2 separate regions of the Homo sapiens genome follow, and region 1 is linked to region 2. A link is a loop called in an ENCODE intact Hi-C map of the cell type or tissue named here. Cell type or tissue: mammary epithelial cell. All regions are shown on one strand. Each heading gives the region's core, and the rest is flanking DNA. Links, peaks and the distances in the headings are about the cores only. Region 1 has its middle 200 kb from the start of LINC02300. Region 2 overlaps LINC02300 (long intergenic non-protein coding RNA 2300).

The links. Peaks named below come from ENCODE experiments on the same cell type or tissue, not always from the same donor. Only the 100,000 strongest peaks of a DNase experiment are listed, where the experiment ranks them.
Region 1: it touches region 2 in a loop (16-fold over the local background); 2 of 110 quality-filtered maps call a loop at or near these places.

Annotation. Positions count from the first base shown.
Region 1 is chr14:28,407,716-28,416,061 of GRCh38, forward strand. No RefSeq gene overlaps it. Among named protein-coding and RNA genes, the nearest start is that of LINC02300, 200 kb to the right of the region's middle. In mammary epithelial cell, for the core only: a CTCF peak has its summit at 4,588; no DNase peak of the experiment used is centred there.
Region 2 is chr14:28,604,927-28,613,272 of GRCh38, forward strand. It overlaps LINC02300 (long intergenic non-protein coding RNA 2300), which reads right to left. Exons shown (of 3, transcript XR_001750690.2): 2 at 7,396-7,552. It overlaps LOC107984684 (a long non-coding RNA gene), which reads left to right. Exons shown (of 3, transcript XR_001750691.2): 3 at 1-1,184. Among named protein-coding and RNA genes, the nearest start is that of LINC02300, 4.6 kb to the right of the region's middle. In mammary epithelial cell, for the core only: a CTCF peak has its summit at 4,506 (motif pointing left); no DNase peak of the experiment used is centred there.

The DNA of each region.
Region 1 (8,346 bases), core at 22-8,021, 200 kb before region 2:
TATATGGAGTCTTGTGATTTGTCAGAAAGCTGCAAAGGTAGAAAAACATGAGGTAAATCAGTCTTTTGTGCTCTATTTTTTCACCAATATGCTAATCATTCCTTAAGAGTATGTAAATGAATTTATCATATGCCCTAGAGCTTCCTGAAGTAAGTTATTTGAGCAGAGGTAATTTACTTCAAAAGAGAAGGAGCAAGATTCTTTTTATTTGTCTTTTAGTCTTAACATTAAATCAAAGCTATTCGGAGAGGTGAAAAGAAAATTAAGATGCTGTTCTATAAAAGTAGTGGATACCAAGTTCAAATCTGATCGCAGAAAACGGCACAGCACAGAGAATGTTTCAAAATAATTAACAGCTGTGGCTATCTTTCTAACAAACTTAGAAAGATATGTTAGAAATCCCTTAGCAGATTGCCACCTGTTCTCTTGCAGCTGGCTCCTATGGAAAAAAAAATCATAATGAGTGTAATCAGTTCTCTTTCCCAGCGTCCTAACATAACAATGAAGTCTGCAAGGGCTACCTACCAAGACAGCATAAACTTATTATCTGTGCCCAGATCTTTTTATTTTTTAGGAGATCAACTAATCACAGTCAGTTTTTCTCAGCAGGAATCATAGAAATTGTTTACACTTGGAAAAAGAAAGAGACTAACATCCTGGAGCCAAATTTGTAAGAGGTCCACATTCTGGGGTCCCACTGGGCAAATGCATCCTCCAGCAACATCTGGTTTCTCCTAAGTTTCCTCTTTTCTTCACACTACTAGTGCTTACTCCTGAGAAATTCAAGTGTGTTCAAAAGTAAAAGGGAACAAAGGCAGATCTATATATGGGCTCTGCACTCCAACATTATTTATGTTATAAATAGTCAGAGAATCTTGTGATTGTCATGATTAGGAACTACCATAAAACTCAATACCTTTTGCTTTCTTATCTTTTTTCCAAGAACTGTGATGTCTCTTTTTATTAATTATGCAAGAAACTTTCTGCTTACTTTTCTTTCTCCCTTCAATCTGGATGTTAGAAACACTCATCTAGACGTGTCTGTCACAGGAGCCTAAATGCTCAACATCTCCTTCTGGCAGATGTGTCCCTGCCTGTGGACTCCTGATCAGCAAAAGGGTGTTAGATCAATCTTTATATTTGTCTAACCACCGAATAAATCAGCAGACCCCTACATGCCTATCCCTGATGTGGCCTATGGGAAGGTTCTTTTCAATTAATTAATAATAATATCTGTCATTGATTTGGACTGGAAAATGCAAAGATAAGTGCTGGTAGAGACAGAATGAATGAAGAATGAAAAAGAGGCTGAATAGATTATGAAAAAGAAATCAGAAAATTGAGAGCAGGAGAGAAAAGGGAAGAACAGTTTCTGGACCTGCCTTGAATCTAGATCTCTTCTATTCTAATCTACTTAAGTAATAAAACTTTATAATAAACCCTGTTTTTTTCCATAACATGTATAACTGTTTTTTCTCTCATGAACATAATACAGGAAATATATTAACAGTGCCTATACACCAGGATATTTAAAATATATATACTTTATTTTGCATAATCCTATTCACTCACTGTTTCAGTTCTTTTTCCAAGAAACTCCTAAGGAAGCTTTTTTTCTTTCTTTCTTTTTTTTTTTTTTTTTTTTCAAAAAGCTCTTATTGAAGCCCTTAGGGCAGTGATCCTCAAAGTATAGCTCTGAGACCAGTCCCATGAGCATCACCTGGAAACATGCTGGAAATGCAAATTTCCAAGCCCAACTCCATACATACAAATTTCCAAGCCCAACTCCCCACATCCATAGGATGTGGATAAACTAGAATAGAAACTTCGTGTGGGTGGGGCCCCAAAACCTGTTTTTTCAGCAAACTCTTCTGTACTTGGACCCTCCTACAAACTAAAATTTGAGAGCAACAGCAATATGACATTGAAAATTATGGGACTATATCATCTCTATGTTCTAAGTTTAAAAAGAATATGTGGACTGAATTACATTAACTGTTAAATGTATTAAAAAGTGGTTTACTCAATCAAAAATTTACTGAACAATACCTAATTCAAGGTAGTGAATTAAGGTTAAGAAAATCATGAAAATAGTAGTCACAGCCAGGTAGAGGAAGCTGTGCCTGTAATTGCAGCAATTTGGGAGGCCAAGGTGGGAGGATCACTTGAGCCCATGAGTTGGACATCAGCCTGTCAACATACTGAGACTCTTATCTCTACAAAAATAAAACATTAGCTGGGCATGGTGGTGCATGAATGCAGTCCTAGCTACTTGGGATGCTGAGGCTGGAGAACAACTTGAGCCTAGGATTTTGAGGCTGCACTGAGCTCTTATTGTACCACTGGACTCCAGCCTGAGTGAAAGAGTGAGACTCTGTCAGAAGAAAAAAAAGAAAGGAGGAGAAGGAGGAAGAGAAGGAAAAAGAAGGAGGAGGAGGAAGAGGAGGAGGAGAGGAGAAGAAAAGGAAGAGAAGAGGAGAAGAAAAGGAAAAGGAGAGGAGAAGAAAAGGAAAAGGAGAGGAGAAAAGAGAAAAGAGAGAGAGAAAGAAGAAAAAGAAAGAAAGAAAGAGAAAGAAAGGGCTACATATGATGATATATTTGAAAATAGACATATTTACCAAGTTTTAGTGCATGCAGAAGAAGTCATTATAGATGTCAAGGAGATGGAATCTGAGCAGAGAAAAAGCAATTTCTATGCACATAGCAAATTGTTATACTATACGTCGTGGCAGCTAGTAGTATTTTCCCAGCAAGTGATAGGATAATCTGGAGAGCAATTTTTCTTTATCATGACACATGATTGCAGAACCAATGCAGTATGTCTTCCAATTTTTTACCAACTACTTTGTGCTTCAAATCAGAAAGATTTAAGTAATATTGAGATCTAACCAGAGTTCATATCAATAGCTTTCTTATGGAACCAGTGTACAATTAGAAACTCCATGATATTTAAGAAGAAATTCTATGTATACTACCTTCAAGATACCATATCTGTTGGGAGCTGAAAAGGCCAAAGGGATTGTGACCAACTCAGCATTTCACTGGAGGCTATATGATCAAACAGCAAACTGTTTATCATGAATGCAGGATGTGGGCAAGTTCACAACTGTGCCTGCCACCAGGAGGTTTGCTGAGGGCGGTCACTCCCTGGCGCCTGGCCCCTTGAGGTTATCTACTGGGACATCTAGAGGCTATTGTTCAAGGCATGCAGTCTTGGACCGAGCAGCTGACCTCTTCTTCCACCCCCACTTCTCACAATCTCTTTTGCCTGATAAATATGGAGAGCTGTGTAAAGCTCAGGACCCTTGTCTACTAGAGGCAAGGTGCTCCCTGACCGCTTCTTCTAAACATACTCTTTTGTCTTTTGTCTTTATGCCCACATTTGTCAACCTTTGTTAAGTCCCCCAAGATCCATGCAGGTAACAAGTGGTGCCCCAGAACAGGGACTCTGAGGACGTCGACAAGTGACGTCTGAACACAGGGACTTCAAGGATTTGAATGAAGAACGTCTGCTGGAGCAGATAAACTGAAATTGACAAGGCGAACGGGGACCCCAGGATGAATCTACAAGCAGTGGATATAAGGTCAGTGCCCTAAAGAGGTACTGGGAACAGTGCTTTAAAGAAGTACTGGGAACGGGAAGTTTTCTGAATCAAGGTAACATGGGGCAGAATTTGTCTACTGAAGAAAAACATTATGTGAAGTTGCTTAAAGTTTTGTTAAAACAAACTGGGGCTCAGGTTAGTTCTCAGACATTAACTAAGATGCTGCAGGAGGTTATTACACATAACCCATGGTTTCCACAGGCAGGCACTCTTGATGTGGAAAATTGGGACAGAGCAGGAGAAGGATTAAAATGGGCTCATCAAAAGGGTCTTAAAGTTGATTCTTCTGTTTTCCCCACTTGAAGTTTAATTCATACTGTACTTCTACCATTATCTCATTATTCTGTGGGACAGCAGGCTGAGTCTAAAAATCTGAAAGAATCTGTTGACCCACCCACAGCACCGATTGAAAATAAAAGACAGGAGAGAGAAGATAAAAATTGGCCTATACTGCCTCCTTCAGTTGCGGAAACATCTGTACTGCCTCCTTTGGTAGCAGAAATAGAGACCCCAATACAAAGAATTTTACACTCTGCTGCCATAGCTGGAGAGTCCTTAGGACCTTGTGCTTTTCCTGTTTCTGTAAGGACTGATCCAAATAATCCACAGCAGCTTATTCATGAACACACTCCACTAGAGTTTAAGTTGTTAAAGGAATTATAAGCAAGTGTAGTAAATAATGGCATACAGAGCCCATTCACTTTAGGATTGCTAGAATCTGTGTTCGGTGCTATGCGTCTTTTACCCTTTGATGTAAAACATTTGGCATAAACTTGCTTGTCTGCTAGTGCATATCTGACATGGAATTTAAATTGGCGAGAAATGTGTGCAGACCAGGCTAGAGAGAACCGTGATGCCAGACATGGAGACATTACAGAGGATATGCTATTGGGTAATAGCCCTTATTCAGACTGGAACATCAAATGGCACTCCCAGATGCTGTATCAGCAGTGTGCACAGGCTGCTAAACATGCCTGGACCACAATTCCAGAAGAGGGAGTCCCAGTACATCCTTTTTACATATTATGCAAGGGTCACAGGATCCCTATGTGCAATTTCTTGTAAGATTACAAGAGGCAGTGAAGCATCAGATTCCTCATGCCACTGCTGCAGAAATGCTAACCGTAACTTTAGCTTTTGATAATGCAAATGTGGATTGTAAACATGCACTGGCACCTGTGAGGTGTACAAAAAACTTGGGAAATTTTCTCAGAGCTTGTCAGAATGTAGGAACTGAGCTTCATCGCTCTTCAATGTTAACTGAAGCTGTGGGGAAAAGAAAGAGAGATTAGATTGTTACTGTGTCTATGTAGAGAAGGAAGATATAAGAAATTCCATTTTGATCTGTACTAAAATAAATTGTTCTGCTTTGAGATGCTGTTAATCTGTATCTTTAGCCCCAACCCTGTGCTCACAGAAACATGTGCTGTATTGAATCAAGGTTTAATGGATTTAGGGCTGTGCAGGATGTGCCTTGTTAGCAACATGTTTGCAGGCAGTATGCCTGGTAAAAGTCATCGCCATTCTCCATTCTCTATTTTTTTTAATTAATTAATTTATTTATTTATTGTTATACTTTAAGTTTTAGGGTACATGTGCACATTGTGCAGGTTAGTTACATACGTATACATGTGCCATGCTGGTGTGCTGCACCCACTAACTCCTCATCTAGCATTAGGTATATCTCCCAATGCTATCCCTCCCCGCTCCACCCACCCCACAACAGTCCCCAGAGTGTGATGTTCCCCTTCTTGTGTCCATGTGATCTCATTGTTCAGTTCCCACCTATGAGTGAGAATATGCGGTGTTTGGATTTTTGTTCTTGCGATAGTTTACTGAGAATGATGGTTTCCAATTTCATCCATGTCCCTACAAAGGACATGAACTCATCATTTTTTATGGCTGCATAGTATTCCATGGTGTATATGTGCCACATTTTCTTAATCCAGTCTATCACTGTTGGACATTTGGCTTGGTTCCAAGTCTTTGCTATTGTGAATAATGGTGCAATAAACATATGTGTGCATGTGTCTGTATAGCAGCATGATTTATAGTCCTTTGGGTGTATACCCAGTAATGGGATGGCTGGGTCAAATGGTATTTCTAGTTCTAGATCCCTGAGGAATCGCCACACCGACTTCCACAATGGTTGAACTAGTTTACAGTCCCACCAACAGTGTAAAAGTGTTCCTATTTCTCCACATCCTCTCCAGCACCTGTTATTTCCTGACTTTTTAATGATTGCCATTCTAACTGGTGTGAGATGGTATCTCATTGTGGTTTTGATTTGCATTTCTCTGATGGCCAGTGATGGTGAGCATTTTTTCATGTGTTTTTTGGCTGCATAAATGTCTTCTTTTGAGAAGTGTCTGTTCATGTCCTTCGCCCACTTTTTGATGGGGTTTTTTTTTTCTTGTAAATTTGTTTGAGTTCATTGTAGATTCTGGATATTAGCCCTTTGTCAGATGAGTAGGTTGCGAAAATTTTCTCCCATTTTGTAGGTTGCCTGTTCACTCTGATGGTAGTTTCTTTTGCTGTGCAGAAGCTCTTTAGTTTAATTAGATCCCATTTGTCAATTTTGGCTTTTGTTGCCATTGCTTTTGGTGTTTTAGACATGAAGTCCATGCCCATGCCTATGTCCTGAATGGTAATGCCTAGGTTTTCTTCTAGGGTTTTTATGGTTTTAGGTCTAACGTTTTAAGTCTTTAATCCATCTTGAATCGATTTTTGTATAAGGTGTAAGGAAGGGATCCAGTTTCAGCTTTCTACATATGGCTAGCCAGTTTTCCCAGCACCGTTTATTAAATAGGGAATCCTTTTCCCATTGCTTGTTTTTCTCAGGTTTGTCAAAGATCAGATAGTTGTAGATATGCGGCGTTATGATAAAGGGGATATCACCACCAATCCCACAGAAATACAAACTACCATCAGAGAATACTACAAACACCTCTACGCAAATAAACTAGAAAATCTAGAAGAAATGGATAAATTCCTTGACACATACACTCTCCCAAGACTAAACCAGGAAGAAGTTGAATCTCTGAATAGACCAATAACAGGATCTGAAATTGTGGCAATAATCAATAGCTTACCAACGAAAAAGAGTCCAGGACCAGATGGATTCACAGCCGAATTCTACCAGAGGTACAAGGAGGAACTGGTACCATTCCTTCTGAAACTATTCCAATCAATAGAAAAAGAGGGAATCCTCCCTACCTCATTTTATGAGGCCAGCATCATTCTGATACCAAAGCCGGGCAGAGACACAACCAAAAAAAGAGAATTTTAGACCAATATCTTTGATGAACATTGATGCAAAAATCCTCAATAAAATACTGGCAAAGCAAATCCAGAGCACATCAAAAAGCTTATCCACCATGATCAAGTGGGCTTCATCCCTGGGATGCAAGGCTGGTTCAATATACGCAAATCAATAAATGTAATCCAGCATATAAACAGAGCCAAAGACAAAAACCACATGATTATCTCAATAGATGCAGAAAAGGCCTTTGACAAAATTCAACAACCCTTCATGCTAAAAACTCTCAATAAATTAGGTATTGATGGGACATATTTCAAAATAATAAGAGCTATCTATGACAAACCCACAGCCAATATCATACTGAATGGGCAAAAACTGGAAGCATTCCCTTTGAAAACTGGCACAAGACAGGGATGCCCTCTCTCACCACTCCTATTCAACATAGTGTTGGAAGTTCTGGCCAGGGCAATTAGGCAGGAGAAGGAAATAAAGGTATTCAATTAGGAAAAGAGGAAGTCAAATTGTCCCTGTTTGCAGATGACATGACTGTATATCTAGAAAACCCCATTATCTCAGCCCAAAATCTCCTTAAGCTGATAAGCAACTTCAGCAAAGTCTCAGGATACAAAATCAATGTGCAAAAATCACAAGCATTCTTATACACCAACAACAGACAAACAGAGAGCCAAATCATGAGTGAACTCCCATTCACAGTTGCTTCAAAGAGAACAAAATACCTAGGAATCCAACTTACAAGGGATGTGAAGGACCTCTTCAAGGAGAACTACAAACCACTGCTCAAGGAAATAAAAGAGGATACAAACAAATGGAAGAACATTCCATGCTCATGGGTAGGAAGAATCAATATCGTGAAAATGGCCATACTGCCCAAGGTAATTTACAGATTCAATGCCATCCCCATTAAGCTACCAATGCTTTTCTTCACAGAATTGGAAAAAACTACTTTAAAGTTCATATGGAACCAAAAAACAGCCCGCATCGCCAAGTCAATCCTAAGCCAAAAGAACAAAGCTGGAGGCATCACACTACCTGACTTCAAACTATACTACAAGGCTACAGTAACCAAAACAGCATGGTACTGGTACCAAAACAGAGATATAGATCAATGGAACAGAACAGATCCCTCCATTCTCTATTAACCAGGGACAAAATGCACTGTGGAAAGCCGCAGGGACTTCTGCCCAAGAAAGCCTGGGTATTGTCTAAAGTTTCCCCCAACTCAGCCTGAGATATGGCCTTGTGGGAAAGGAAAGACGTTACATCCCCCAGCCCGACACCCGTGAAGGGTCTGTGCTGAGGAAGAGTAGTGAAAGAGGGAGGCCTCTTTCCAGTTGAGATAAGAGGAAGGCTTCTGTCTCCTGCTCATCCCTGGGAATGGAATGTCTCGGTGTAAAGCCGACCATTCATTCTATTCTGAGATAGGAGAAAACTGCCCTGTGGCTCTGAGGCAAGATATGC
Region 2 (8,346 bases), core at 123-8,122:
TCAAGCCATATTGCCAATGGCTTGCAGTCTCTAAAGGAAAACTACATATTTCAAATCAGTTTAATCTAAAATACTCTCCGGCCTTGCTAATTGTTTTTTAGTTTCTTATTTTCTGTTCAAATAAAACAGGATAATAAAGTACTGGTATCTTAAATTCTTATAAAAGTCATAATAGTATATCTTCTTTTTTTTGTCAGTGGATCATTTCAATACTGGCAAGTAGGTCATATAAATGTCATATATCTGGCCAATATCTAAAGTTATTTTTAATATTTCCAATTGCTAAAGAAAATTATATCTGAAGAATTGTTATTGATAGAAATTTTGCCCTCTACCAATACTAAATTGTGTCATCTATATAAAACTACTGCTTTTCTTTAAAATAAAAATTTTAATAACTTCCAGTTCTTATTTGTTGTTCTTTTACATAAGCTACGAGTAATTATTTTGCCTGAATATTTTAATCTTGTTTTTACTCCTAAAATTTACCCAGTTAATAATGCATGTATAGTGATTTTAATTGGTATGGTTTGTAATTATGCATATTCAGATTAAACAAGACAAATGGCAGGACTCGTAATGGCATCATATTAAAAATATAATACGTTTAAAATATATTTAAAAGTATAATTATAAAAAAGAATGAGAGCTATTTTAAAATGTTTTCTAGATATAAATAATCACATTTACTAAAGGGTATTACAGAAATCCCATAAGCAAAAGATATTACAAAGGATTATTTAGAGAAACAATTGGAACTCAGACTTCTTGATAACTACTTGCTACTGCTGACCAAATACAAACTGAGTGTAATCTACCATGATTAATTGCTTGTGTTTTTTTCAAAACTGTGTAATTGAGAAACAGTGTAATCAATGATATAAATGTAACTCCAATGTATCTTTTATACACAACTTTAATGGCTTTTATTCTCTCTAACTTTTCCTATACATAAGAGCAAACTGTATTTGCAAAAGATCAGTTTCTTTTATTGCCCTGATCCCAGATAAATTGTAATTTTTTATCACATAAAGCATAGAAATATATATGAAGATGGAAAATTAAAACATGTCTTATTTGATAGTCTGACTGAATTGAGGTGGCAAATGGGCTCTTGAATATAACACACTAAACAAATATAAGAAGTTGTTATTATATCTTAATAAAAGCCCAAAATAAATAAATAACCTGATTTCCTGTACTTTGTGCAGTGTCTGAACTACTACAGAAAAGAACTGGTCAGGGAGTTGACTTCTGCCTGGCTGATTGATGCACCCCAATCTACATCATCCTTCAGAATGAGCTTAGTAGCCCACCTGGAGTACTACTCAGGAGCCATTGACATCCGGTTCAATGACCCTTCATCACCTCGAGTCCTCTCTTAAAATTTCCATTAAAAGAGGTCAAATGCTGCCTGGCAGCCTGTTAGTAGTTCCCGCCTTAAAGGCACCCAATTTTCATTTATGGTTTGTTAGTTATTTATGATGTATTCTTCATCAGGGCTTTTACTATAGCTTCCAATTCTTTTAGTGTCTTTTCTTCACCTGCTCAAAGAACTTCTGATTGAAAAAATTAACTTGATACCAAGGAAAATTGAATTTACTTCTACCTTTATCCTTTAAGATTTCTTTTATTTCTGGGTGATAGGTGATAAAACAGGATTTCCAACAACTACAAAGCTCCCCTTTCTGTGGCTGATAAATTTAATATTATCCCAGAATACTTGTTTAAATTTAAAAAGCTAACAGAAATCTATGCTATCAGAAAAGATCCCTCAAGTAAACACCTTTTTTTCAAAATAAACCTGCGTGTTTTTATCTTTTGTATTCTGATTACCATAAAAACAGACAATCACACATACAGAATTGTTTCAAAATATTAATGCTTTCTTATTCCAGGGCAAGCAGAGAAAGCTATAAGAACATCACATAGAGACTGGTATATAGATTATTATTGCAAACAATTTTTATACTGATCTAAGATTCATTACTGAAGCACCTAGCATAAAAATGTTTACAAAATAAAAGAGCTCCCTCTCTGCATAAAAAAGATCTCCGTATTTATGCCAGCAAAAATAAAATTTATGATGGCTCTCAATTGTAAGGCTCTGAAGCCAGCACTCAGAGTCAATTGCACTTTTCAACCAATGATCTCCAAGTGCTTTACCAATAAGGGTTATTGAAAGTGTTTCACACAAGAGCAAATACAGATGACCTATCAAAATCATGGAGCAAATTTCAAACCAGCTCATGAACTAAACACTATATAATGTATGTGTATTTATTTGTTTTAATGTTCACATCATGGTGTCTACTCCCTCGTTTTTGAAAAGTTTAGGACTACTTGTGTTAATTAACAAGCACCACAAAATTATAGCATATGGTTATGTATTCGTTTTAAAGGACACAAGTATTATATATGAGGCTCATTATTTCAGATTAGCATGTCATTAAGATATGTATGAGTTTGTTTCAATATACAGGGAGTGAAAATCAGTTGTGAAATATAGTGAATTCTCAAATATCTGTTTGAATGGAGAAAAGAAAGTACATGAGTTGCCTAAACTGGCTGTTTTAACTATTTATGTTTCCCTTAAATACTTTTAACTACATTTTTGTGTTTGGATGTGAAAATATTTTCATCCCAGAAAAACATAATTCATCAAACTGAACTGTAAAAACACATTATAAATATATGATGCGAGAACAGCAAAACACTGGTTAAGCTTCTCTGTGCACTCTTCTTTCCGAGTTCCATCCCCAACCCTCTTCTGGCCAGAAGGGAATAATCTCTCAGACAAAGGAAGCACACTCATGCTCTTTCTTTCTAAGCTTGCATCTTTCCTAGCTTATCCTGTCCCCGCAGAGAAAATGATTTTTACATATTTTTGGTAGTAAGTTAATCTTTAATTGAAATATTTTAGGCTAATAACTATGATTGAGCTAAATGCCACTGTTCCAATTCCACCACAGTTCATGTAATACTGCACTATTGCAGGTAGAGTCATATTCATTTCTGCATCTTTGTGGGAAGGAACTGTGATCTCTTTCCCGCCTTTATGCTCAGCGTCATGTACTGTGCCTAGTGTAAGGTGGCACTCGGTGAGAGTTTGAAAATACATAAAAGAACAAATAGAATAAGGTATAATCAAAATTGACATTGGCTCATCATGTCTGCTTTGACTTTGTTTTCCACAATAACACTTCCAAAGATGGCAAAGAATAGAAAAGCTATTTCTGCTGCTTAATCCACATATATTAGAAGAAGCAGCTTAATGTACCACTAATATGTATGCTATTTCTATAACAAAATGCCAAGCAAAAACAAATAGTAAAGCTGCAACCAGTGTAGATGTTTTATATAGTGCAAAGCTTGATAAAAAGAAAACTTCACATTTATTTATACAAAAACCTGGTGTGTGCGTGTATATATGTGTATATATTTACACATATATAGTTATGATCCCATTTCATTATAGTACATGTATGTCTTGCTTTTTCTTGTTCTTTTTCTCCTGCAGTTGAGAGAACTCTTCCCTCTATCCTTCTACAGGAATACCAGCAAGCAGACAACCCCAGAATCACATTTCATAACACAACTCCAGGAACCCAGTGGCCACAGAAAAGCCTTCTTTCATTGTGACTAGTTTTAGGACCTCTGGGATATTAATTCATCATTGTGCCCTCTCATCACTTCATCCATTATGCCTGTCTATAGCTCACGGAGAGCAAAGAATGACGCAGACGCCTACTGAAGCAATAGCGTGAGATTACCAACACAATGACTTTCAGTGTGGGTAGGGAATTGACGATACCGGCAGAAATGACTACAATCTGCTTTAGAAATATCCGTGTTGGTCTGGCCTTTTAAGGCTGCTACATAAGTGAGATTAGTAATATTAATCTATTCTTCAGCGAGGAAAGTTATTGTATGTGGAAAATTAAATAGGACCATCCATTTTAGAATTGAAATGCTAAGCTAAAACCTTCTTCTGCAGCCTCATCCTTTTTCTAGAGAGTGGTACATGTGTCAATGTTGCAGGAAAGCATCCTTGCTCTCTTCCTTTGTTTGGATCCGGTTTTACAAACAACCGTAGTATCCATTTCCTCGGCTTACAAAACCTGTGAACAAGCACAGCCGAGAACCAGCCATTTTATTCTTCCTTCAAAATGCATGAAAATGTCAACTGCCTTTTCCATGCTTCCCCATAAAACATCAATGAACTGATAAAAAGCAAATGAGTGTGCCTAGTTAACCAATAAATGTAGGATTTTTTTTTCATGTTCCTGTGAGTTAACTTGCAAAATTCCGAGATTAGCAACTAGTCTTTGAATGAACTAGAAACATAATTTTGTCTCTCACAAATGTAGACGCTTTGTGCTAACAAAGATTTTTCTCTGAACACTGTTTTTCACTCCTTGAAATGAATGGTAATAAGTAGGGGCTGAAAAACATGGAACTCACTTCTTTTTGAGACGGAAGCTGAGCGCCATCTCGTGGTGACAGGCCTCTATGACTCTCCTAGCATTGTAACTCAGAGGAGGAAAAAAAGGGCTGTAATGTTTTCCTGTGTTGTTCTTTTTAGCAGCAAAGACCAGTCTTGACTTTTGTAAGGAAAACTTTTGAACACTCACATCATATCTGAGGGAAGCAATACACTAATGCAATAATCCCAAGGTAAAGCAGATTTCTAGGTCACTGAATTTATTGTAATCTTTTTTAGACATTTACAAGTTATATTTGCTTAACTATAGTTCTATGCATTTCCTTAGAAGAGTAGGTCATTGGGGTACAGGAGGATGAAAAAAAAACGTTTAATTAGCCTCCTTGCTCTGCATGTGGATATTAATAGCTCTTATATTTGAAACCCAGTTTTCACAAATTCTTTTATCTATTTAACTTTTGAAATAAATTACTAAAATATTATCACTCTATTGAGAAAAAAATTGGAATACAGTCTTACTACTTACTGATACTTACTAGTACATTTGTCTTTATTTAGTATTTTATTCTATTACCCATTTAGTCAACTTGGACTGAGTCTAGCTATAGATTTGTGCACCAAATTAGCACTTTCAATATTTTTCCTACAGTAAAATTCTACTCTTCATCTCTAGCAAAGCAGCTGTACAACTGTCTTGCTTATCCCACATTACTCACATGGGAGTATGGTTACAAAGACAAACTGTATAAATTGAAATCTCTTTGTTGCTCCATTCCTTACGTTAGCAAAAAATAAAAACATTCTAGTCATGTCAACATATTAAGGATCAGAAACTAAGCAGATGGGTATCTTTTAAATAAGCATGAAAAAGAAAAGTTATGATTTGTTTTTCAGTTGCTTTACCAAATGAGACTTCTATAGATTTAAAAAAAACGTAAAGCTTTAGATCTCAACAAGAAAATCCATTCTTACAGTGGATTTACCTTGCTATCATTCTAGAGTCCAAGCCCGTCATAATAAGCGCAACCATAAATCCTTGGTCAGTGACTCTGAACCTATTGGCTTCACAAGGAATCATTTCCCAACCATAAATATAAGCTGATTGAAAACCAAGGTCATGTCTTCATGATGATTTACAGAGCTATTTAGGGAAACTGTCTAGGACTTAATCCAAATGAACAGGAACAATTTCCACAAATGTAAAAGTATGTTATATGGAAATATTCAAATAAATAGATAGACACATAATAGAATTTTTAAACTATGTTCTCTTCATTTTGTGGACTAAAGGCAGTGGGAAAAAAGATAAATAACTGATTGTAAATACCACCAGAGAAAGGCTGGAGAAATGAAAAAAATAGCAATGTTTAAGGAGAAAGCTGGAGTATATTTCTGGGCATACATTATCATACTGTGAGAGCTCACTCATCCCTGTCCTCTTCAGCCCTGAAATTCCTTGTGATATTATCCCTATCACTATTCCTTCATGGAAATCTCAACTGACCTCTCTGACTAGGTCAAATTGCCCTATTATGTACTTCATAGCACATGTATCTCAATTTCATAGCTTTTATCACAAAGGCAGTTTTATGTGATTATTTGATTAATTTGTGTCTCTTATATTGAACAGTACACTTCATAAGGATATCATTATATTGTGAGTGACACAGATATGCATGGTGTTTAGAACAGAGATTGGCCTCGATGAATAAATGTTCACTACATAAATGAATAAAAGAATGAAAGAAAGTAAAGAATTTGACAGTGATTCAAGTTTATATCTTATTTTGGATTTGTATCTGTATGTATTATATGTGAAGCCCTTGTTCAATCTACAAATAAAAAAACTAGCAATAACAAATGGAGTTGAGCAAAATTCTCAAGAATGTAAGATACCCATTTGAAATTAATTGGGTTCTTGAGGAAGCCTTGCAAACAACGTTAGGTCATTAAGTCAGTAGCATTCCAATATTCTCATAGACTGCATCTTGTCCCTTTCAATCCTTTCCCTTATTGCAATATGTCAGATGTCTGACCAACTTTTTTGTTGTTTGCTTGCTAACATTAACAAAGATAATAAAGTTTCTATTTTATATAAAATGCACTGCTAAGCTAAACTCAATACTCTAAACAGATGAGTGACATTGACATTTGCAGAAAATATTGCTTTCATAGTCCCGAGGCAGAGGGTGAAATATTTTAAAGCAGCTAAGGGTTAGCAGCATTGTTTCAAAGCTGAAACAGAATAGAATTAAACAGAGGGAAAAAAAGGGCTTGTTGAGTAGCAACTATTGCATGAAATGTCTTCCCAGATATATTCTTGTATGTGGGTGCTCATGCACTGGTGACGATGTAAAATATATTATTCCCTTAGGATAATCAAAATATGTGAAAGCCATTGTGCTTGAGCAGAGGCAAGCAAAAATTTTTCCCTAAAAAGCAGATATTAGAAAATTTAGGTTACACGGCCATATACTCTCTGTTGCAACAACCCAACTTTGCTTTTCTAGCATGAAAGCATCCATGGGCAGTACACTAACAAACACATGCATCTATGTTACAATAACTTTTTTTTTTTTTTTACAAAAACAGGCATCCAGTAGGCTTGGCCCACATGCCACAGGATCAAAAGAAGTGAGGCTCTTCTCATTTAGAATTTCTACAAATAAGAAAACTATGTATTAATTTGGCATCAAAAAACTCCAATGTCAGTGATAACGTGATTCTCATTTGAACAAAGGGACAGGATATGACATTTTTACAGTGTCCTAACATGCTCTCTGATGGCCACCTTCCATTTTACCTTTATTGACACAATGTTTCACACTGGCTTCCAAAAGATTTATAAAATAATTTCTACTTTTACCTATTGAGAGCCATTTGGATGAATAATTTCCAATTAATTCTCTTAATCTACTTCATATGCTTTTTTGAAAGTCTAATACGTTTACCTTCTTTCTCTTTCAACTGATTCTCTTCAGCATTTCACAGCCAGTGATATTGCCTTGACTGGGCCCTCAGTACTTTTATGTGTCAGATTCATCATCTTATTTACCAGACATCATTCATTCTCTGGTAGAGTATATGACTCAGGGACTGCTCAATCCACTGTGGAAAAAAAATATGATAATAAATTCACAAACATGAAATCTTGACTTTTCCACGTCTCTCTTTTCCAGTTGAGACCTTGATAGTTGAGAGCCCTGTATCTGCATAAATTCAATAGGCTCCAGAGAGTTAAGCCATTAACCTGGTATGATTCTCTAGCAAATTACAGTCACACATCAAAGATAATCTGTGACACTATTTCATGGATCTTTGAAAAGTCACTTGATTTTGTGTCAATGTCTTTTCTGGGGCTTTAGTAATGAGGTCTTATAAAGGACCCTAGAAAGACCACAAAAAGAGACAAGAAATAACTCCTCCTGGAAACCCTTTAGAAAATGGCTGTTTTGGAAAAGGAATCAAGAAACTAAGTTTATCTTATGAAAATTAGATGGTCTGTGAAAACACGGCTTCGTAGACTTAGAAGGGTTGATAAAGGATCTAAGCATAATCTGTTCCTCATATTTAAAAGACCAAAACTTAAGAACCAATTTAAGAGTAAGCAAGGAAAAGTCTGTGTGTCTCAAGATGCACCTCCAGAAATCTTGTCCAAAGAAGATTTAATCAGAAAGTCGTTTCAGACAAAACCTAATTTCTATCAAATTAATTTATACACATTTCTACTAATTTTCTACTTTTAAAAGACTTCATTTCTAGTAGCTAATTTCTGCTATTTAAATTCTACTGAGAACTGGAATATGTCTAACAACAAACTTAAGATCATTTTGATATTTAAATAAAGAATCCCAGCTTTCCCAACACATAAAAGAAGTCCTTTGTAACTATGATCTAACACT